Regions from separate parts of the Homo sapiens genome. Here regions 1 and 3 are each linked to region 2. A link is an interaction called in ENCODE POLR2A ChIA-PET data of the cell type or tissue named here. Cell type or tissue: HepG2. All regions are shown on one strand. Links, peaks and the distances in the headings refer to the core of each region. The heading gives the core; the rest is flanking DNA.

The links. Peaks named below come from ENCODE experiments on the same cell type or tissue, not always from the same donor. Only the 100,000 strongest peaks of a DNase experiment are listed, where the experiment ranks them.
Region 1: POLR2A ChIA-PET joins it to region 2 with 5 read pairs; 1 of 35 experiments calls an interaction of 5 or more read pairs at or near these places.
Region 3: POLR2A ChIA-PET joins it to region 2 with 9 read pairs; 1 of 35 experiments calls an interaction of 5 or more read pairs at or near these places.

Annotation. Positions count from the first base shown.
Region 1 is chr19:2,543,394-2,551,016 of GRCh38, forward strand. The region is part of intron 3 of GNG7 (G protein subunit gamma 7); the gene reads right to left. Among named protein-coding and RNA genes, the nearest start is that of GADD45B, 71 kb to the left of the region's middle. RefSeq lists enhancers at 636-1,455, 1,456-2,274, 1,670-1,719, 1,800-1,849, 2,383-2,522 and 3 more and a silencer at 820-909. In HepG2, for the core only: no CTCF peak of the experiment used is centred there; DNase peaks (open chromatin) are centred at 3,438 and 3,878; H3K4me3 peaks cover 966 bases.
Region 2 is chr19:2,863,347-2,870,969 of GRCh38, forward strand. ZNF556 (zinc finger protein 556) reads left to right here and starts at 3,989. Exons shown (of 4, transcript NM_024967.3): 1 at 3,989-4,078. The coding sequence starts at 4,076. In HepG2, for the core only: no CTCF peak of the experiment used is centred there; DNase peaks (open chromatin) are centred at 2,255, 3,725 and 4,485; H3K4me3 peaks cover 2,891 bases.
Region 3 is chr19:2,682,489-2,690,111 of GRCh38, forward strand. The region is part of intron 1 of GNG7 (G protein subunit gamma 7); the gene reads right to left. Among named protein-coding and RNA genes, the nearest start is that of GNG7, 16 kb to the right of the region's middle. In HepG2, for the core only: a CTCF peak has its summit at 3,628; a DNase peak (open chromatin) is centred at 3,493; H3K4me3 peaks cover 633 bases.

The DNA of each region.
Region 1 (7,623 bases), core at 1,152-5,151, 320 kb before region 2:
ATATTTTTTCTTTTAGAGCTGGGGCCTCACCGTATTGCTCAGGCCAGTCTCAAACTCCTGGGCTCAAGCAATCCCTCTGCTTCGGCCTCCCAAAGTGCTAGGATCCCGGGCATGAACCCCCGCTCCCGGCCTGCAATTTTTCTTTTCACAGCCCTGAGATGAGGGTGCAGCATTAAAACCCGTGCAGAGGGTGGCTGCTTCTCCATGAGCCGAGCAAACCGTCCTCCCATGGCTGCTTCCTGTAAACCGGCTCCTAAGGCCAGCGGGCGTTTGCTCTCCTGACGGCACAGGAAGTCAGGCTCAGCGAATTCCAGCTCAGAGCGGGCTCTGGCGGCTTCCAGGCAGCTCCACAATGAGGCGGCTGCGCTTTTCCAGTCTGCTCATCAAAGCAGAGCCAGCCTTGTGTGGCGCGGCGTGCCGGGGTGAGTCAGCCCCGGGGGAAGGTGGCCTTGAAGGCGGGAGGGGCGGCCGGCCTGCAGCAGCAACGTGAGAACAGAAGCAACCTTCATCTGGCTCTAAAACTTCCAGAACCAGTAGCTTTATAGCTCGCAGAGCTCCTGGACTCTTTCCTCCTGGGGGTCTGGCAATCCCCCACCTCTCACCCCTCCAAACCTCTGCCTGCCTCGAAAAAGGAAAGAAAAATAAACCCCAAGCAACAAAACCAGCAACCAGATTTGGCAGGAGGGGAGACAATGCTTGGAGTGGAAACGTCAGCCCTTCCCCGTGGAGGGATGACTGCTTCTGAGAACACAGTGTTCAGAGACAAGAGAGACAGGGTGTTATGTTTAGAGAGGAAAAGATCCAAACCCAAACAAAATGGAACAGTAGTTTGGGAGAGAAGAGAAGGCTCCGAGGCACTGTGAGGAACAAGTCGCCTTCGTACAGTGGCTGGGGCAGCTGGGTTTGCAGAGAGCTGTGTCCCTGGGCACCTGCGTCAATGTGCACATCTGCACGCCTGCTGTGGGCACGAGGGCCTCAGCCATGAGCACCCCCGGGAGCCATGAGGACCTCAGTGCATCTCACAGAAGCCCCTGAGGACAGTGTGCAGTGGCGCGATCTCGGCTCACTGCAACCTCCGCCTCCCGGGTTCAGGAGATTCTCCTGCCTCAGCCTCCTGAGTAGCTGGGGTTATAGGCGCCCCCCACCCCCACCACGCCCAGCTAATTTTTGCATTTTTAGTAGAGATGGGGTTTCACCATGTTGGCCAGGTTGGTCTCAAACTCCTGACCTCAGGTGATCTGCCCACCTTGGCCTCTCAAAGTGCTGGGATTTTAGGCATGAGCCACCGTGCTGGGCCAACAGTGGCTCTTAATTGGGGGGGTGGGTGATTCAGCCCCGCCAGGAAACCCTGGGCGATGCCTGAGACATCTGTGGTTGTCGGGGTTGGGGGAGCTCCTGGCATGGAGTGGGTGGAGGCCAGGGGCGCTGCTCAGCAACCGTAAGTGCCCAGCACAGCCTCACCCCAGAGAAGGATCTTACCCCACTGTCCACAGTGCTGAGGGAGAAGACCCTGAGTTAATTATTTGGGGAAAATGGGGTTCAATCCCTACCCACACTAGAATAAGCTCCCAACGGGATGGATGGTGTGAACCAGGGGGACCCCCAACTCCTGGGATTCACCTCCTCTCTCCCTCCCAGCTCGGTGTGGATTTCATTGTGTGCAGCCTCCTGGGACCTCAGCACAGCAGAGGATCATGGGACGCAGAGTCTCTTGGGGGTCCGTGGAATCCCCTATCCCTGGGGGTTTCACCTAGAGGTAATTCCGTCCCCCAGGGGACCCTGGGCGCTGTCTGGCGACATCTGTGGTTGTCGTAACTGGGGGGTGCTCCTGGCATGGAGTGGGTGGAGGCCAGGGATACTGCTCAGCACCCTGCAGTGCCCAGGACAGGCCCACCTCAGAGAACAATCTGGCCGCCATGTCTACAGTGCCTAGGGGACCCTGGTTTAGACTCTGCAGAAAGGTGCACACATAGGCCGGGCACGGTGGCTTATGCCTGTATTTCCAGCACTTTGGGAGACCGAGGCGGGCGGATCACTTGACGTCAGGGGTTCGAGACCAGCCTGGTCAACATAGTGAAACCCCATCTCTACTAAAAAAAAAATCAAAATTAGCTGGGCATGGTAGCGCATGCCTGTAATCCCAGCTACTCAGGAGGCTGAGGCAGGAGAATTGCCTGAACCTGGGAGGCAGAGGTTGCAGTGAGCCAAGATTGCGCCACTATACTCCAGCCTAAGCAACAAGAGCGAAACTGTCTTAAAAAAAAAAAAAAAAAAAAAAGGCCAGGTGCAGTGGCTCATGCCTGTAATACCAGCACTTTGGGAGGCTGAGGTGGGTGGATCACCTGAGATCAGGAGTTTGAGACCAGCCTGGCCAACACGGTGAAACCCCCTCTCTACTAAAAATACAAAAAAATTAGCCGTGAGTGGTGGTGGGCACCTGTAATGCCACTACTCAGGAGTCTGAGGCAGGAGAATTGCTTGAACCCGGGAGGTAAAGGTTGCGGTGAGCCAAAATCGCGCCACTGCACTCCAGCCTGGGCAACGGAGCGAGACTCTGCCTCAAAAACAAAACAAAACAAAACAAAACAAACAAACGAAAAAGAAAGGTGCACACAGCTTCCAGAGCGGACACAGGGCATCAGGGTGAGAAGGCACAGGGCAACGATCAGGCGTTGATGTGTCCCCTGGCAGCTGGGATGCAGGCCCCCCACGGCCTGCCATGTTCTCACCAGGACGCCAAAGAGGGGACCCACGCAGAGCCCGGGGAGCCCGACTGAAATGGAAACTTCAATACAAGAGACAGGTCTGAGACTGGCCACACCTGCTGCCCGCTCCACAGAACCCCAGGGCCCCCTCAGCAACCAGGGTCTGCATGCAGAGACCCTGCACCCAGCGTGGGCACCCACCCTGCACCTGCAGCCTCTCCAGGGCCAGGTCGCCCAGCAGGGCCTGGGAGGGCGGCTGTGTGTGGGGCCTTCCGTGCCAGCTCTGACCGTTGGTGGCTCTGTGACCTCAAGGCAGGGCCGTGGGGCCCAGGGCTGCGGGCGGGAGGGCCTCTGCCACATGGAAGGGAGGGCCGCACTGGCTGGAAAATAGTGCCTTGTGACTGTCCCTGTCAGTGTGGGCCCTTTGCTCTCAGGCTAAATCGGTCCCCGGGGCAGCTATATTTAGAAGGGGCTAAAGAGAGGGAATGAATGAGGTGCCCACGAGAAAGTGAAAAATAGACCAGCGGGGCAGGTCCCGCCGCTGCCTTCAGCCGGAGCTTGGAGCCTAAGAATGAGCCGGCTTGTTCAGACAAAGAGGCCGCGACGACAGAGGGTGACGCGCCGCCAGTGTGGGTTTGGTCGCCGCGGTGACGGGAGCAGGAGAAAAGAAAAGCTGCTCTCTGTCCACCCGGCGGTGGGGTCGGCGGGGGCGGGGGATGACCACGGTCATGTGAGAGTTTGCAAGCCCGGGAACCGGGGCCGGGCCAGGACACTGAACCCCGTGGCTCCTGTCACTCCAGTTCTGGGCTTCCCGGCTGAGGAAATGCTGTCACCCTGGCCCCGGGCCAGGGCAAGGGGCAGCGCCGGCCTCGTGACGGTGGTGCTCGGGAGCTGAAGGGCAGGAGGGTTAGGAAGAGAACAGAGGGCAGTACCGGGCCTTCCCACCTCAGCACAGGTGGGTCTTTCTCCACGCATGCCCCCCCCCCAGAAAACTCCTACACATCCTGCAAAGCCCCACCGATGTCATCCCCTCTGAGAAGCCCCTGATTGCAACCATCTATGCACAGCCAGGCTGCACTAAAACCCCTTCTCCGCACACTGGCAGCTCCCTGGACGTTCGTTGTGTCCTGTGACATTGTGGCTGCTGCACACGACCCATGTTTCTCATCTCACAGCTCTGGGCTCAGAGTCCAACATGGGCCTCACTGGTTTAAAATCAAGGCACAGGCAGGGCTGGTCCCTCCTGGAGGCTCCAGGGGAGAATCTCTTTCCCGCCTTTCGCCTAGAGGTGCCCGTATCCCTCGGCTCGGGACCCTTCCTCCCCCTTCACAGACACAGCACAGCCTCTTCAGTCTCTCTCTGACTCTCACCCTCCTGCCTCCTCTCGTGAGGATCCTGTGAGGTCACTGCGCCCCCCCACCCCGGATCATCCACGGTGGTGCTCTCATGACTCAGGTGGTCCTTCACTCAATCCCACCTGCAGAGTCCCTTTTTCCATGTGTGGTGACACAGCCACAGCTCCCAGGGATTAGGACATGGATGTCTTTGAGGCCTTTGTTCTGCCAACCCCAGCACATCCCAGACACTGGGTACCAAAGATGCCACTTGGATGGAAGGGGCTGGAGGCCATGGTGCAGGGAGTTCACAAAGGGTGTTACTTCCTGGAACCCACTCTGTTCCCAGGGCCGATCTCCTTCCCAGGACAGAGGCTCCCAGGCCCAGGCAGCCCTCGGATGTGAAGTGCCTGCCCCACCTCCATCCATAGCAGGTGCTGCTGCTGTGCATGGGCACACGTGGCCTGGTAGGCCCACCCCTCTGGGCTCTGCAGCAGGGGCCGGCCCGTCCGGGCACACACATGGCCAAGGATGGACCTCGAGCCTGGGGTTCTCTGCTGTGGCCCGTGGGCTCCAGGTCACATCATCAGAATGGCTAGAGGTCACCAGTATCATGTGTGACATCTCCAGGGCCACCCCACTCCAGCCCTGGTGTTGTTAGAAAGTCCCGGAAAACTACAGGCCCAGGGAGCTTCTCCCTGAGGGCTAGGGATCATTACGGATGTTTTCATGTTAACAATGGAAAACAAAAATCAAAAAACAAAAACCAGGTATGGTGGCTCACGCCTGTAATCCCAGCACTTTGGGAGGCCGAGGAGGGCGGATTGCCTGAGCTCAGGAGTTCGAGACCAGCCTGGGCAACGTGGTGAAACCTGGTCTCTACTAAAATACAAAAGAAATTTGCTGGGTGTGGTGGCGGGCGCCTGTAATCCCAGCTACTCGGGAGGCTAAGGCAGGAGAATGCCGTGAACTCGGGAGGCGGAGGTTGCAGTGGGTTGAGATCGCGCCATTGCACTCCAGCCCGGGCGACAGAGCGAGGCTCTGTCTGGAAAAAAAAAAAAAAAAAAAAAACCTAGCCAGGCCCAGTGGCTCACACCTGTAATCCCAGCACTTTGGGTGGCTGAGGTGTGTGGCTCACTTGAGGTCAGGAGTTCGATACCAGCCTGGCCAACGTGGTGAAACCCCATCTCTACTAAAAATACAAAAATTAGCCGGGCCTGGTGGCGCTCGTCTGAAATTCCAGCTACTCGGGAGGCTGAGGCAGAAGAATCGCTTGAACCCACGTGGCGGAGGTCGCAGTGAGCCAAGATCGTGCCACTACACTCCAGCCTGGGTGCAGAGCGAGACTCTGTCTCAAAAAACAAAACACAACAAAACAAACAAACAAACAGCGACAACCCCCTCTCAAGAATAATCTGACCCTAATGTCAGAGATGCTGATACCCAGAGACCCTGGTCGAAGGGATGTTCCAGCCAGGAGCGGCTTTCTCGTGAACTGTGCATGTTGTTTGCATCCCGACAGGTTCAAGTGACAAAGCTGGGCAGGCTGAGGCCACCAAAGGGTTTCCTGGGTCCCTGTTCCTGCCACACACCTTGAATCCTCAATGCCAAGGCAACTGCAAACCCGAGGGACCCCAGGGGGGACACTAGGTCTGGACATGAAGGTTTGGCAGCAAACTGTCAGGACCCCCGGAGAGAACCCTGACTCCTGTGCCAACCCAACTGTGTCTGGCTCAACGCTCGACGCTCAAACACAGCAAACGGCAAGAAGGCAAGTCCAGGATATACGTTTTGGCAAAAATGGCAGCCGTGGGGGTGGAGGTGGAGGAGGACATGCACGGAGGGCTTAAACAGGGCTGTGTTTTTTTTTTTTTCTTTTAGATGGAGTCTCACTCTGTCACCCAGGTTGGAGTGCAGTGGCGGATCTCGGCTCACTGCAAACTCCACCCCCTGGGTTCAAGCAATTCTCTGCCTCAGCCTCCTGAGTAGCTGAGATTACAGGCGCCCGCCACCGCACCCGGCTAATTTTTGTATTTTTAGTAGAGACGGGGTTTCACTATCTTGGCCAGGCTGGTCTTGAACTCCTGACCTTGTGATCCACGTGTCTCGGCCTCCCAAAGTGCTGGGATGACAGACGTGAGCCACCGCACTGGCCGGGGCTGTGTTTTCATCTGGAGGTTTGCACGGGGCCGGGGCATTGTAAGGCTAAGCATGGGAATTTCAGTCTCTCCCCCAGAACCTTCTGGAGAGACACCACTGCAGCTACCACCGCTGCAGCTACCAGGCACCAGCTGACCAGGAGGGAGGAAACACAAGGCTGCTGTGTCTGGGGTCAGCCAGCAGGCCGGGGGTGAGGGCGGGGGTGACAGGGGAGCCAGCACACTTGTTGTGCACAAAGTTCCTTGTGACAGTGAGTTCGTCTTGGCCTCTGTCCCAAGATGAGGTTTTGATGACACGCATGGAATTTCTAACAATGAAATGGAGTGTGTGGTTTTGCTCACGCTTACATCCCCTTTTCTTGTCTATCCAAATTCCATTACGCCTTTTCTTGCTAATGCAGAAACACGGCCAAATCCTGGGCTGCCCCAGGAAGTGCCGAGGCCTCTTTCCGCTCTCAGTGGAAAAGGGAAATGTGGCTGCCTTGGGTCTGGGGTGCCCTGATTCTCAGAATCCCTGTGGGATGGGGAAAGAGTGTTTGGGTTGAGACTGGCTCACAGGAAGTGGGTAGAATGCAGCAGAAGGAGCGGCTGGGAGGCACTCTCTCATCCAGCCCCCGTGGCGACCCTCCTTGCTGGCTTATTTTGAGACGGAGTCTTGCTCTGTCGCCGAGGCTGGAGTGCAGTGGCGCAATCTCGGCTCACTGCAACCTCCGCCTCCCGGGTTCAAGCGATTCTCCTGCCTCAGCCTCCTGAGTAGCTGGTAGCTGGGATTACAGGCATCCAACACCAAGCCCGGCTAATTTTTTTATTTTTTGGTAGAGTCGCGGTTTCACCATGTTGTTCAGGCTGGCCTTGAACTCCTGACCTCAAGTGATCTCCGCCCACCTCAGCCTCCCAAAGTGCTGCGATTACAGGCAGGAGCCACCGCTCCCGGCCACCTCTGCTCACCTCCTCACCAAGCCCCAGCTTCTGTGACTGTCCCCCAGGGAGAGTGACCATGGCCCTGCTGGGCTCTGAGGGGCTTGTGCAGATGAGCAGGTGGCCTACACAGCCTGAGGGACCACCAGCTGCTCTGTGGCAAGTCTCGTGACTCCAATCCCGCTCTGCCTCTGGCCAGCCCCCGGGCCTTGCCACATCTTTTGGTTGCCGAGCCTCAGTTTCCCCACCTATAAAATGGGGACAATGAGCCCTGCTCCCCAGGGATCCTAGGAGAACTAAAGGAATTGGAGCAGTGGACCTGGCCTGCAGGGGGCACGGGAGAGGTATCTGCTGAGTCGCTGAGTAGGGGGAGCTGAGGATCAGGGAGGCGTCAGTGGTGGGGATGGCCCGGCTGCTGGGAACAGGGCCAGGGGACTTAGCCAGGGCCCGACGAGAGCTGCCTGATGTCATTGCTGGAGCCTCTTGTCATCCCTCCCAGCAGATGCT
Region 2 (7,623 bases), core at 1,653-5,652:
TCTAGGAGCAGCTGGCTCTCTTCACTGAGAATTCCTACTTTTGCTCCTTTGCTAAACCTCTGTATGCCGTCCTCTCACGTGCTGCCTCAGAGCCTAGTATCTGCCCCTCAGAGATATTGACCTTCTTTGTTTTTTTTTTTGTTTTGTTGTTGTTTTCAGACGGAGTCTCTCAGGCTGGAGTGCAGTGTCGCGATCTCGGCTCACTGTAAGCTCCGCCTCCTGGGTTCACATCATTCTTCTGCCTCAGCCTCCCAAGTAGCTGGGACTACAGGTGCCCGCCACCATGCCCGGCTAATTTTTTGTATTTTTAGTAGAGACAGGGTTTCACTGCGTTAGCCAGGATGCTCTCGATCTCCTGACCTTGTGATCCACCCGCCTCAGCCTCCCAAAGTGCTGGGATTATAGGCGTGAGCCACTGCACCTTGCCTCTTTATGCACTCTTAACCTGTCTCTTCTCATTCCTTCGTCACCACTGGACTTTGGGTACCCTACGGGTGATGTTAAGGCTGGTCCCCAACAATTGTTATTTGTGGAAACTTTCCAGTACCCACGTATAGCCAGCAGCCCCTTTAAGGGAACATAACTCTCCCTGGCTGGCCAACAAATAGCCCGGAGCCAAGCAGTCATCAGCTGTCGAGTCTGCCAGGGAGCGTTGTCCTTCACGGAAAGCATCTAAAGCATTAGCTCTCTGCTGCGTGTGGTTAGAGTGTGCTGAACGTTTTCCGATGGCTTCATGGTTTGAGTTGACAGGATGACATCATGTGTGCCTAAGGCAGTGCCCGTGGTGGCCCAAAAAGTATGTGCAATGAGCAGAAAATTAGCACACTTGTCTCAAGAGGAGGTTTGGGAGTGGGTGTGAGATGGAGCAGGGACTCCCTCTTCACGGCCTGTGGATCTCCCAGGCATAGAAATAAAGAACAATCTTGCTTTTCTTCAAGGTAAATTTCAGTCACCTAGTTAGCCCCAAGAAGTAAATATGCAACTTGATAAGCAAGAAGGTAACGGTAGCCTAAAACAATAGCCAAGGAAGCTAGAAGCATCGGATGTGTAGTTCTCCTGTAGAAACTAAAGATGGTGGCCGGGCGCGGCGGCTCACGCCTGTAATCCCAGCGCTTTGGGAGGCTGAGGCGGGCGGATCACGAGGTCAGGAGATCGAGACCATCCTGGCTAACACGGTGAAACCCTGTCTCTATTAAAAACACACAAAAAATTAGCCGGGCATGGTGGCAGGCGCCTGTAGTCCCAGCTATTCGGGAGGCTAAGGCAGGAGAATGGCGTGAACCCTGGAGGCAGAACTTGCAGTGAGCCCAGATCGTGCCACTGCACTCCAGCCTGGGCAACAGAGCGTGACTCTGTCTCAAAAAAAAAAAAAAAAAAAAAAAGAAAGAAAAAGAAAAAGAAAGAAAGAAGCATGTGTTATGGGTTGTACTCTAAGGTGCCAGTAAGTCTGATGATCAGGACAAAGTAGGGGGCCCTAAAGGCTGGGGTCGAGCCTAAGTAAAGCTGCACACAGTGGAGAAGACCCGTTTAGAAGACCATGTGTGGTCTGTAATGTCAGCAAGGTTTGTTTGAGCCATCAGTTCTAGGAGGCCTCTAGCCCGAGAGTATAAGAGAGCAGAAAGTTGCTTTGAACGCCTTGTTCAAGAGCCCAGCGTTGGCCAGGCATGGTGGCTCATGCCTGTAATCCCAGCACTTTGGGAGGCTGAGACAGGTGGATCACGAGGTCAAGAGACCAAGACCATCCTGACCAACATGGTGAAACCCTGTCTCTACTAAAAATACAAAAATTAGCTGGGCGTAGTGGCGGGCACCTGTAGTCCCAGCTACTGGGGATGCTGAGGCAGGAGAACCGCTTGAACCCGGGAGGTAGGGGTTGCAGTGAGCTGAGATTGCACCACTACACTCCAGCCTGGTGACTAAGCGAGACTCCATCTCAAAAAATTAAAATAAAATAAATAAATAAATAAATAAATAAAAGAGCCCAGTGTTGTGTTGGAACAGGAATTAAAACAGATTAAAGAATGTGTAAGCAGAAACTCAGTTGTATGTAAGAAAACCCAATTCCCCCTGAGAACAAGAAAGAGCTGGAGTCTTTTAAAAATTAACTGCCTGTTTTTCTGTGGCTAGTGAGCCTTATCTCTCCTCCCTTCCCAGGCATTGTGAAGGCCCTGTTTCCCTAGTTGTGCAGCTGCAAGTTCACTAGACAGATAAACTCAAGTTGCAAAACATGTTTTGCCTTGAAAAGTAAGAAATGATGTAATGCACGTCTCAATTAATTGAATAACTCTCTTTGTCTCTCGCTTCTGTAATATGCTTCCCCCTGCACAGATCTCCCCCGGCCCCACAAAATGCTTCAAAGGTAACTTAACTCTTTGTTCAGGGCTCAGTCCTTTGGGTGTTAATCGGACTGGGCTGGTGCAGCTAAATAATAAATATCCTCCTGAACCCCATCGGTCTCTCTGATTCCTTATCAATCTCGCTACAGTGTCGTTTGAGAAAAGAACTGAGCACCTTGATCACTGTCAGTAGCATCTGTAACCCCAAGGGAAGGGCGGGTCTTGGTGAAACCCTGTATTGTGGCTCAGCAGGAGAACGTCTGGTGGGATTGGTAAGGAATATTTGCATTTAAGTGGCTTCCGTGATCACAGTATACGGAATAGCCTCTGCAAAGGTGGGCGGGGACCCTATAAAATCTATTTGCTCTCAGCCCTACCAACAGGCTTCCAGGGATTATGCCTCCTTGATTATATGTCATTTGCCTGTAGACTATTCATCTGCCTGCACATTGAGCGCTCAGCTGTGGTGTTTGAGTTTTCATAGGTACACAGATATTCGTGACCTTGATTTTTACTTGAGAAACTGTGAGGCAAAATATCCCCAGAGTGCTTTAACCTCAAAATATTGACCTAGGATACAGTTGTTGCCACAGTTTTTTTTAAGTGTGTTTTCGGTTTTTTTGTTTTGTTTTGTTTTCTATGTTTTTGTTGTTGTTGTTGTTTTTGAGACGGAGTTTCCCTCTTGTTGCCTAGGCTGAGTGCAGTGGGGCAATCTCAGCTCACTGCAACCTCCGCCTTCCAGGTTCAAGCGATTCTTCCCCCTTAGCCTCCGAGTAGCTGGGATTACAGGCACCCACCACCACACCCGGCTAATTTTTTGTATTTTTAGTAAAGACAGGGTTTCATCATGTTGGCCACACTGGTCTCAAACTCCTGACCTCAGGTGATCCACCCACCTTGGCCTCCCAAAGTGCTGTGATTACAGGCATGAGCCACCGCGCCCGGCTGGCTAGACCATTGCTAATGGCTCAAGAGTTCAGTTCTAGCAATTGTGCTGACCCTAGTTAGGGAATGGTAAAGCTTTCGTTGGTCACTCACTTGACCCCATGGGCCTCCCCAGGTGTCTACTGGTCAGGAGAGAGAGGGGACCTCCTCCAGTGTCATGGAATCTGACAACAGACTGAGGACAGAAGAAGCTGCTTTTTTCTACGGTGGATACCCCAAGGGCCCAGGTTTCCCTCTAAGTCAGTACCACTTTCATTTCAGGAAGGAGACCACCGTGGATGGGGGCTGCTGCCTGCAGGACCCGAGACCTGAAAACTGACCAATCAGGCAGCTGGGGTGGGGCCTAGAGAACTGACCAATCAGGGGAGTTGAGGTGGAGCATCCGGATGAGAACTGTCAATCAGGGGGGTTGGGGCAGAGCCTGGAGACCTGTCAAATCAAAGGAGCTGAGGCAGGGCGTGGAAACATGACCAATTAGGAAAGCTGGGGTGGGGCCTGAAGAACTGCCCAATCAGGGGAGCTCAGGGGATAGCAAGCTGACCAACCAGAAGAGGAGGGGCAGAGTCTAAAGAACTGTCCAATCAGGGGAGTTGGGATGTGACTGGTGAACTCTCCAATCAGAGATGAGCAGAGAAGAGAACCATCCAATCACAGCCCCAGGGGCGGGGCGTTGCTGTCCTCCCTGCAGAGCACACCCGGCCTGCCCTGAGTGACCACAGGTGTCCCCGTCGTGCTCACCTGCACCGGCTGCGAGGAGCAGGGAGCTCCTCAAAGAGCTCAGGAACGGACAGGACATGGTGAGTGCAGGGCAGGAGCCGAGCCGGAGCCGGAGCCCTGGGAGGGGAGGGTTGGAAGCGGCCAGAACACGCTGAAACTCCCGGGGGAGCCGCCCGGAACCCCCATGCAGCCTCTGTCCCTGTGTCACCCCCGGGTCCTGCGGGGAGTTTCCTCCCCTGCCCCAGTCTTCATTCCCTGGAAAGTCGTAGTTGTCAGGACGCTGGGATGGAGGGGAAAAAAAGGCAGAAATGACTCCTGCCCTGTGGGGTCTCGCGAAGTTAATTGGAAGAAAAACTAACCCAAAGTACAAAAAACAAAACAAAAAAAAAAAAAACCTCACCCCAGCGAGGCGGTGCAACAGCCCCAAAGCAGAATGCGCTTTGGATGCAGACTTTGGGCCCAGGCCCACGTCCCTGGGAGGGGCGAGGGGTGGACAGGTGGTGCGGGCGCTCCACGTGGCGGCACGGGCTGGCCTGACCCCAAAGGCCCGCAGGCCGGACTCCAGCCCAGCCGCCCCTGCCTGGGCCTCTCTCCTTCTAAAGATTGATTTGGTTACTTGAGCCTCAGATTTTTTCAGTCAATGGAACATACAGTAAATAATAGAGTTTGAAAGATAAAATATTTCCAAGGAGGTGAATTTCAGAAAAAAATAAAGTTCTCGTCTTACATTCCATTTGTTAAAAATTCTAGCGTGCCTTTTTTTTTTCTTTTTATTTTCTGTTCCTTTTTTGCCCGTGTGGTTAAGTTTCTCACATCTGTTGTTTTATTTTCGGTGATGACAAATGGGATTCCAGGGCTTAGCCCTTGACGGGGCTCCCGGGAAAAAGAATCGCAGAGAAAGAGAGAAAATCTCTCTTTTATTATGACACGCCCCGAAATGAATACATTCCTACAAGAAAAAAATGTTTGGTATATAATTTGGTGAATTACAAAAACTCGCTAAAATATCAGTTATTCTCCTTTTCCAGGATGGAGAATTTGTGATAGATGATAATTCTGTTCTTTTATTTTTTGTTTTTATTTTTTGAAACGGAGTCTTGCTCTGTCACCCAGGCTGGAGTGCAGTGGCGCGATCTCGGCTCACTGCAACCTCCGCCTCCTGAGTTCAAGCGATTGATTCTCCTGCCTCAGCCTCCCCAGCAGCTGGGACTACAGGTGTGTGCCACCACGTCCAGCTAATTTTTGTATTTTTAGTGGAGACAGGGTTTTACCATGTTGGCCAAGCTGGTCTCCAACTCCTGACCTCAGGTGATCCACCCGCCTTGGCCTCCCAGAATGCTTGGATTACAGGCAGCATGTGCCACCATGACTAGCTAATTTTTTTTTTTTTTTCAGATGGAGCCTCGCTCTGTCACCCAGGCTGGAGTGCAATGGCGCGATCTCTGCTTACTGCAACCTCCGCCTCCTGGGTTCAAGCGATTCTCCTACCTCAGCCTCCCGAATAGCTGGGATTACAGGCACGTGTGGCCACACCCAGCTAATTTTTGTATTTTTAGTAGAGACGGGGTTCCACCATGTTGGCCAGGCTGGTCTCGAACTCCTGACCTCAGCTGATCCACCCACCTCAGCCTCCCAAAGTGCTGGGATTACAGGCGTGAGCCACCACACCTGGCCCCTTTATCACTCTTTTATATTCACTCATAGGGATATATTGTTAGTGTTCATTAATTCCACTGCTTGCTAGTGACTATTCGGGTATTTTCAAATTTTTTCCATTGTGACCAGTGCCCCTAAAGACATTATTACATGTGTGTCCACTTGAATGCCTTATTCTCAGCTGCACTGCAGTATATCCTCATCCTCTCCCCAAGAGCCTGGTCCACATATTACCGCCTACATCTCAGTTGCTGGTAACTCCATTATTCCAGCTTTCCTGTGTGAAATAATTAGTCTTCCTTGATTCTTCCTGCTCTGTCTTGCCCCACCTTGAGCCCATGAGGAAATTTTATATCTCCTCTTTTTTTAAATTTTTTATTTTTTGAGACGGAGTCTTGCTCTGTCACCGACGCTGGAGTGCAGTGGCGCGATCTCAGCTCACTGCAAGCTCCGCCTCCCGGGTTCATGCCATTCTCCTGCCTCAGCCTCCTGGGTAGCTGGGACTACAGGTGCCCTCCACCACGCCTGGCTAATTTTTTTGTACTTTAGTGGAGACGGGGTTTCACCTTGTCAGCCAGGATGGTCTCAATCTCCTGACCTCATGATCCGCCCACCTCGGCCTCCCAAAGTGCTGGGATTAACAGGCGTGAGCCACCGCGCCCGGCCTAGATCTCCTCTTATGCTGCTCTTGCACAGGACTGCACTGTGACACCCAAGCTGACACGCCTACTTCTCATCTAGTGCGGCTTTCGCCTCCTAACTGGTGTCCCGGTGTCTGTATGTGTCCCCTATGATCTAGTCTCAGCTGTCAGATGAGATCACTGCTCTGTGCAAAGGCCTGGAGGAGTCACTCAGAGCCAAAGTCCTTACTGTGGCTGATGAGTTCCCCACAAAGTGATGTGCCTCACTTCCTGTCACTCGACCCCCCTTGGCTGTCACTCCCCATTCCCCTCTGTCCAGTCACACAGGCTCTGGCTGTGCCTGAAAGAGCCAAGACCCGCTCCTTCCATAGGGCCTAACCTCTGGCTGTTTCTCCCACCCAGAACAATTTTCTCCTTTCTATATTTTTTCATTGTATACTACATTCGCCATGATTAATTTAAATTGGATCACATCTGAAAGCTTCTCTTGTCGCTAATTTCAGGGAACAGATGACATTTTACTATTTTGGGTTGGGCCCCCATGCCTGTAATCCCAGCACTTTGGGAGGCCGAGGCAGGTGGATCAGTTGAGGTCAGGAGTTCGAGACCAGCCTGACCAACATGGTAAAACCCTGAGTCTACTAAAAAATAATAATAATAATAAAAATTAGCCAGGCATGGCGGCACACACCTGTAATCCCAGTTAGTTGGGAAGCAGGAGGATGGCTTGAGCCCAGGAGTTCAAGGCTGCGGCGAGTTCTCATTGCGCCATTGCACTCCAGCCTGCACAGCAGAGTGAGACCTTGTCTCTAAAAAATTTTCTGGCCAGGCACGATGGCTCACGCCTGTAATCCCAGCACTTTGGGAGGCCGAGGCAGGCAGATCACTTGAGGTCAGGAGTTTGAGACCAGCCTGGCTAACATGGTGAAACCTCATCTCTACTAAAAATACAAAAATCAGTTGGACGTGGTGGCACACGCCTGTAATCCCAGCTACTCGGGAGGCTGAGGCAGGAGAATCGCTTGAACTCTGAAGGTGGAGTTTGCAGTGAGCCGAGATCATGCCATTGCACTCCAGCCTGGGCGACAGAGTGAGACTCCATCTCAAAAAAAAAAAGGCCGGGCGCGATGGCTCACACCTGTAATCCCAGCACTTTGGGAGGCCGAGGCAGGTGGATCACAAGGTCAGGAGATCGAGACTATCCTGGCTAACACGGTGAAACCCTGTCTCTACTAAAAATACAAAAAATTAGCCAGGCATGGTGATGTGTGCCTGTAATCCCAGCTACTCGGGAGGCTGAGGCGGGAGGATCACTTGAACCTTGGAGG
Region 3 (7,623 bases), core at 1,152-5,151, 180 kb before region 2:
CCCGTCTCTACTAGAAATACAAAAATTGGCCAGGCGTGGTGGCACGCACCTGTAGTCCCAGCTACTCAGGAGGCTGAGGCAGGAGAATCACTTGAACCCGGGAGACGGAGGTTGCAGAGATCACACCACTGCACTCCAGCCTGGGCAACAGGGCGAGACTCCATCTCAAAAAAAAAAAAAAAAAAAAAAAAAGAAGAGCTACAGGGAGGCAGGGGTCATCCCTGCCCCTGCTCCCACCCCATCCGGTGAAGTCTCCCACTCCACGCCATGAGCCTTGGTTTCCTCATCTGAAGACAGAGCCTCAGAAGAGCTGCCAGGGGTTGCTCTGGGGGTAACTGCAATGCTGGGGTGAGGGGCAATCGGAAACCTGCAGCTGCAACTGTAGGAGTGAGGGAGGCATTCAAATAACAGTCTACTGCATTCTAGAAGATTCCATCCTGGGCTCACTGAATAAGGACTCCCGGCAGGACACGGTGGCTCACGCCTGTAATCCCAGCACTTTGGGAGTCCGAGGCGGGCAGATCACGAGGTCAGGAGATCGAGACCAGCCTGGCCAACGTGGTGAAACCCCATCTCTTTAAATTTTGTAAAAATACAAAAATTAGCTGGGCGTGCTGGCGCATGCCTGTAATCCCAGCTACTCGGGACGCTGAGGCACGAGAATCGCTTGAACCCGGGAGGCAGAGGTTGCAGTGAGCCGAGATTGTGCCACTGCACTCCAGCCTGGGCGACAGAGAAAGACTCCGTCTCAAAAAAAAAAAATAGAGATGGGTTCTCACTATGTTGCCCTAGGCCAGCCTGGGTGGGAGGCCAGGCTGGTCTCGAACTCCTGACCTCAGGTGATGTGCCTGCCTCGGCTCCCAAAATGCTGGGATTACAGGTGTGAGCCACCACTCCCGGCCAAGACCCGCATCTCTAATTTTTTTAAAAAGACTATTTTCCCCGGAATACCTGCTAGATACTCTCCACGCCTTCTGTGTGGTCTTCTTACCTGCTCTTGAGGTAGGAGCCTCTTCTACAGATAAAGCCAACAAACAAAAACGATGCTCAGGCCAAAGAAGAAGATGCAGGCTCTGATAAAGACTGGCAGTGGGGAGGCGGGTGGGAGCCCGGAAACTTCAAGGTGTCACTGAAGCACAAGGTGACATCAGACAGGGAGAAGAAACAGGGGAGCTGGAGCAGGCGGAGATGGTGAAAGCCTGAACCGAGGGCATTCCAGGTGAGGAGAAAAACAAGAGAGAGACCCTGGAGGAGGAGGGAGGGAAATTAACTGAGCTGTGAAAAACCTGCCTGGGGCTGACCGGCTCTTGCACAGGGACGGGCCAGCTCGGGCAGGGACGGGCTTGCTGCCGGGAGGTACCCGTGCAGAAACAAGAAAGGAGCTCCTGCAGGGGCTGGCTAGGGAGCTGGTGGACAGCATCGGCCAGAGGAGCTCAAATCCGCCCTCAGCCCCAGGGGGCCGAGCTGCAAAAGCGACGTCAAATGGACAAAAATCCCACCGGGCACAGAAGTGCGACCAGCAAGTCTATGGGTTTAAAAATAAATGATGGGGCCGGGCGCGGTGGCTCACGCCTGTAATCGCAGCACTTGGAGAGGCTGAAGCCAGGTGGCTCACTTGAGGTCAGGAGTTCGAGACCAGCCTGGCCATTTTTTTTTTTTTTTTTTTGAGATGGAGTCTCACTCTGTCGCCCAGGCTGGAGTGCAATGGTGCGATCTCGGCTCACTGCAAGCTCCTCCTCCTGGGTTCAAGCAATTCTCCTGCCTCAGCCTCGCGAGTAGCTGGGATTACAGGGGTCCGCCACCACGCCCGGATAATTTTTGTATTTTTAGTAGAGACGGGGTTTCACCATGTTGGCCAGGATGGTCTCGATCTCTTGACCTCGTGATCCGCCTGCCTCAGGCTCCCAAAGTGCTGGGATGACAGGCGTGAGCCACCGTGCCCGGCCCGCACCAGTGCTGTTGATGGAGGCCCCAAAGTGGTAGCGACACAAGTGACCCTGGACGGATGCACGGATCAACGTAGCGTGGTCCATACACACCCCGGAGTATGATTCAGCCTTCAACAGCAGGCAATCCTGACACAGGCCACGATGAGGATGCACTTTGAGGACCTCAGTCTCAGTGAGAGAAGCCAGGCACAGAAGGACACATCCTCCGTGATCCACTCCTAAGAGGTTCCCAGAGCCCTCAGATTCACAGAGACGGAAAGTAGGATGGGGGCCGGGCACAGTGGCTCATGCCTGTAATCCCAGCACTTTGGGAGGCCGAGGCGGGTGGATCACCTGAGGTCAGGAGTTCACGACCAGCCTGGCCAACATGGAAAAACCTCGTCTCTACTAAAAATACAAAAATTGGACGGGCGCAGTGGCTCACGCCTGTAATCCCAACACTCTGGGAGGCCGAGGCGGGTGGATCACCTGAGGTCAGGAGTTCAACACCAGCCTGGCCAACATGGAGAAACCTTGTCTCTACTAAAAATACAAAAATTAGACAGGCGTGGCGGCACACGCCTGTAATCCCAGCTACTCAGGAGGCTGACGCAGGAGAATCGCTTGAACCCAGGAGGCAGAGGTTGCAGTGAGCCAAGATCGCACGACTGCACTCCAGCCTGGGTGACAAGAGCGAGACTCTGTCTAAAAAAAAAAAAGAAAGAAAAAAGAAAATAAAGTAGGATGGGAGTGCCAGGGGCTGGGGAGGGGGCTGGGGAGTCTGTGCTTCATGAGGACACAGTTTCAGTTTGGGAAGATGAGAAAGTTCTGGAGGGGACAGTGGTTGGTTAAATGTACCCAAAAAATGGTTAAACGGGGAAATTTTATGTTACATGTAATTTACCACAATGAAAAATGAAGAGAAGGCTGGGTGCAGTGGGTCACACCTGTAATCTCAGCACTTTGGGAGGCCGAGGCTGAAGGATAGCTTGAGCCTAGGGGTTGGAGACCAGCCTGGCCAATATAGCAAGACCCCATCTCTACAAAAAAATTTAAAAATCAGCCGGGCGTGGTGGCATGCACCTGTGGTCCCAGCTACTTGGGAGGTTGAGACAGGAGGATGGCTGGAACCCAGGAGGCAGAGGCTGCAGGGAGCTGTGATCGCACCACTGCACTCCAGCCTGGGTGACAGAGGGAGACCCTGTCTCAAAGTAAAGTAAGGGAAGCAAAACAAAAGAAAGTGAGAGAGGGGAAGCAGCTGAGAGTCAGAGACGGGGGACAGGGTGGGAAGTCACGAGGCCCCGTCCACTGTGTGTCAAACGTCGGATGCCCAGTAACGTCCGTGACCGCCCGGTGTCCTCCTCCCGAGACGAGGGCCTGGTGGGCAGGGGACGGCCTTGAACACCCAGCGACACCCTGCCGTTGTTTGCCCAGTGAAAAGAGGCCACTAAGAAAAGGGCCTTGGCAAAACAAAGGGCCCCATTCACTGTCCCCGCGAGAGGAGGCCTGAGCTCTTTCTCGCCAGAGCTCTCCTGTCCCGGCCCAGTTTCACTTTCCAAGGACACTCCAACCCCACCTCAGCCCCCACCGATATCCTGCTTTCCAACAATCCTCTGCCTTTACCAGACACTTCATCAGAGCGAGAATGTGGACCCAGGGGTGTCATCTTGGTCCCAGAGGCCAGGGGGCAGAAAGTGCCAGCTGTCAGGCAGTTTCCCAGCCGTGTGTGGTCTCTGTCTCAGCATTTTTTTTTTTTTTTGAGACAGAGTCTCACGCTGTCGCCCAGGCTGGAGTGCAGTGGTGCGATCTCAGCTCACTGCAACCTCCGCCACCCGCGTTCAAGCGATTCTCCTGCCTCAGCCTCCCGAGTAGCTGGGATTACAGGCACCCGCCACCACGCCTGGCTAATTCTTGTATTTTTAGTAGAGACGGGGTTTCACCACATTGGCCAGGCTGGTCTCCAACTACTGGCCTCAGGTGATCCACCCACCTCGGCCTCCCAAAGTGCTGGGATTATAGGCGTGAGCCACCGTACCCGGCCTCCCCCCTCCTTTTTAAAAATGTTGCATCTCAGGCAAAGCTGCGCTCAACACCCCGGCCCGGTGCCTGCTTGCTTCAGTCTCCAGCACTGGGATCCCGGCCAATCCCCGCAACACATTCGGGACCGGCAGGACGCATATGTCTCCAATCAGAAGGGAGATGTCTCTCCTGAGCTCTCTTCAGTGTTTGCCGCCAAGATGGGGAAGACGACGAGTTTCCAACACCCTGAAACGATCCCAAGGAGCGGAGCCTTTGTAGGGTGGGGTCAAAAGAGACTTTACTTACTTTTTTTCTTTCTTTTTTTTTTTTTTTTGAGACAGAGTCTCGCTCTCTCGCCCAGGGTGGAGTACAGTGGCACGATCTCGGCTCACTGCAAGCTCTGCCTCCCAGGTTCACACCATTCCCCTGCCTCAGCCTCCTGAGTAGCTGGGACTACAGGCGCCCGCCACCACATCCAGCTAACTTTTTGTATTTTTTAGTAGAGACGGGGTTTCACCGTGTTAGCCAGGATGGTCTCGATCTCCTGACCTCGTGATCCGCCCGCCTCGGCCTCCCAAAGTGCTGGGATTACAGGCGTGAGCCACCGCGCCTGGCCACTTTTTTTCTTTTTTTTTTTTTTGAGACAAGGTCTGGCTCTGTCACCCACACTGGAGTGCAGGGGCATGATCTTGGCTCACTGCAGCCTCAACTTCCTGGGCTCAAGCGACCCTCCTGCCTCGGACTCCCGAGTAGCTGGGATTACAGGCATGCGCCACTATACTCAGTTAATTTTTTTCTCTTTTTTGTAGAGATGGTGTCTTACTATGTTGTCCAGGCTGGTCTCAAGCTCCTGGGCTCAAGCAATCCTCTCATCTTGGCCTCCCAAAGTGCTGGGGTTAGGCTGGGCATGGTGGCTCACACCTGTAATGCCAGCACTTTGGGAGGCCGAGGCGGGTGGATCACCTGAGGTCAGGAGTTCGAGACCAGCCTGGCCAACATGGAGAAACCCTGCCTCTACTAAAAATACAAAATTAGCCAGGCATGGTGGCCCATGCCTGTAATCCCAGCTAGTTGGGAGGTTGAGGTAGGAGAATCGCTTGAGCCCGGGAGGCAGAGGTTGCGGTGAGCCGAGATCGCACCATTGCACTCCAGCCTGGGCAACAAGAGTGAAACTCCATCTCAAAAAACAAACAAACAAAAAAAAGTGCTGGCATGACAGGAGTAAGCCACCAGCCTGGCCAAGAAGTTTAAATCATGATGCCGGGCGCGGTGGCTCACGCCTGTAATTCCAGCACTTTGGGAGGCCGAGGCAGGCAGATCACATGGTCAGGAGTTCGAGACCAGCCTGGCCAACACGGCGAAACCCCATCTCTACTAAAAATACAAAAAATTAGCCGGGCAAGGTGGCACGCACCTGTAATCCCAACTATTTGGGAGGCTGAGGCAGGAGAATCAGTTGAACCTGAGTGAGCTGAGATCGTGCCACTGTACTCCAACCTGGGCAACAAGAACAAAACTCTGCCTCCAGATAAAATAGCCGGGCGCGGTGGCTCACGCCTGTAATCCCAGCACTTTGGGAGGCCGAGCTGGGCAGATCACAAGGTCAGGAGATCGAGACTATCCTGGCTAACACGGTGAAACCCCGTCCCTACTAAAAATAACAAAAAATTAGCCGGGCATGGTGGCGGGTGCCTGTAGTCCCAGTTACTCGGGAGGCTGAGGCAGGAGAATGGTGTAAACCCAGGAGGTGGAGCTTGCAGTGAGCCAAGATCGCGCCACTGCACTCCAGCCTGGGCGACAGAGCGAGACTCCGTCTCAACAAAAGAAAAAAGAAATCATGATGCAAAGATGAAAAGCAAAGTTTGCCGTACGAAGGATGGAGTCGGTGTCAGTGCTCTGGGGAAGTGGGGAGTTCCCTCAGCAAGAATGACCTCAGAGTAGCTGGTAGGTGGGCTAAGGCCACCTGGGCTGGGAGAACCAGGTTAACAGCACCAGTAGGAAGTCACCAGGGTCTCAAGGATCCCCAGCAGGGAGAGAGCAACAGGGCACCTCACCCCTACGTGTTCTTTCCCGAAACCCGTAACCCCGGTCTGATCACGAGAGAAATATCTGACAAACCTAGATCAGAAGTAAGTCTGCACAATACCCAGCCGGTCCCCCTAAGACCGTCCAGGTCACGAGAGGTAACGAACATCTAAGACATGGTCCCAACCTGGAAGAACCCCCGGAGACGAGCCGGCTAAATGTCACGTGGGATTCTAGATGGGTCCTGGGGCAGGAAAGGACATTAGGGGAAGATTAATGACATTTGAATAAAGTGTGGAGTTGAGAGAAATGAACCCATTGTTAGCCGGGCACAGTGGCTCCCGTCTGTCCTCCTAACACTTTGGGAGTCCGGGGTGGCAGGATCACTTGTGTTCAGGAGTTCGAGACCAGCCTAGGCAAAATAGCGAGACCTCATCTCTACAATAAAACAAAAATTAGCCAGGCACGGGGTTGCGTGCCTGTGGTCCCAGCTACTCAGGAGGCTGAGGTGGGAGGATCGCTTGAGCCCAGGAGTTGGAGGCTACAGTGAGCCATGATCACTCCACTGCACTTAGCCTGGGCGACAGAGTAAGACTCTGTCTCAAAAAAAAATGTAAATGTAAATTTAAAAAATATTACTTTTAATGGCAAAGACCACAATTATGTTTGCCCCAACATAATAAATACATACAATAAATAAATAAATAAGAAAAAAATAAACAAAAATAAAAATAATGCAAAAAAAAAGGGGGAAAAAAATGCCAATCATACTATGCATGGCACCGTGTTATAGGGGAAAAAAAATAATTATATAAAATTGTTCCCAAATCATTAAGCCCTTCTCATTATGGAGGCTACAGGAATAAACGCTCCTAACAAGACCACATTTGGGCCGGGCTCGGTGGGCCTCCCAGCACTTTGGGAGGCCAAGGCGGGTGGATCACCTGAGGTCAGAAGTTCGAGACCAGCCTGGCCATCATGGTGAAACCCCGTCTCTACTAAAAATACAAAAAATAGCCGGGTGTGGTGGTGGACGCCTGTAATCCCAGCTACTCAGGAGGCTAAGGCAGGAGGATCACTTGAACCTGGGAGGCGGAGGCTGCAGTGAGCTGAGATGGCGCCATTGCACTCCAGCCTGGGCTACAGAGTGAGACTCCAACTCAAAAAAAAAAAAAAAAAAAAAAAAAAACCATATTCGATGCAATTCTCTGAAGTTAACTGTTAGAGCTCTGACAACACAGAGGCTGAAATGACATGACAAATGCTAAAGTACAAAGTTCCAAGATCAAGTCCCAGCATGACCACTAACTCGTGAAACCTCCAGACCTCAGTTTTCCCATGCATAAAGCGTGCGAGATGGACTCGAGGGCCAACACGCTTTTTCGGTAAGAGTCCAGATACCCAGTGTTTTCAGCCTTGCGGTGGAGCCACTCTCTACGGCAACGACTTAACTACACCATGGTAGCAGAATACACAGAGCAGTGTGCCAATAAAACATTATTTCTGGACACTAAAATCTGAATGCCATATAATTGTCATGTGTCATGGCCTTTTCTTTGACTTTTGTTTTTTGCTTCTTTTGGCGGCGGGTAGAAGCAGGGCTTCCTTTGACTTTTTTTTCCAACCATTTAAAAATGGAGGCCGGGCACGG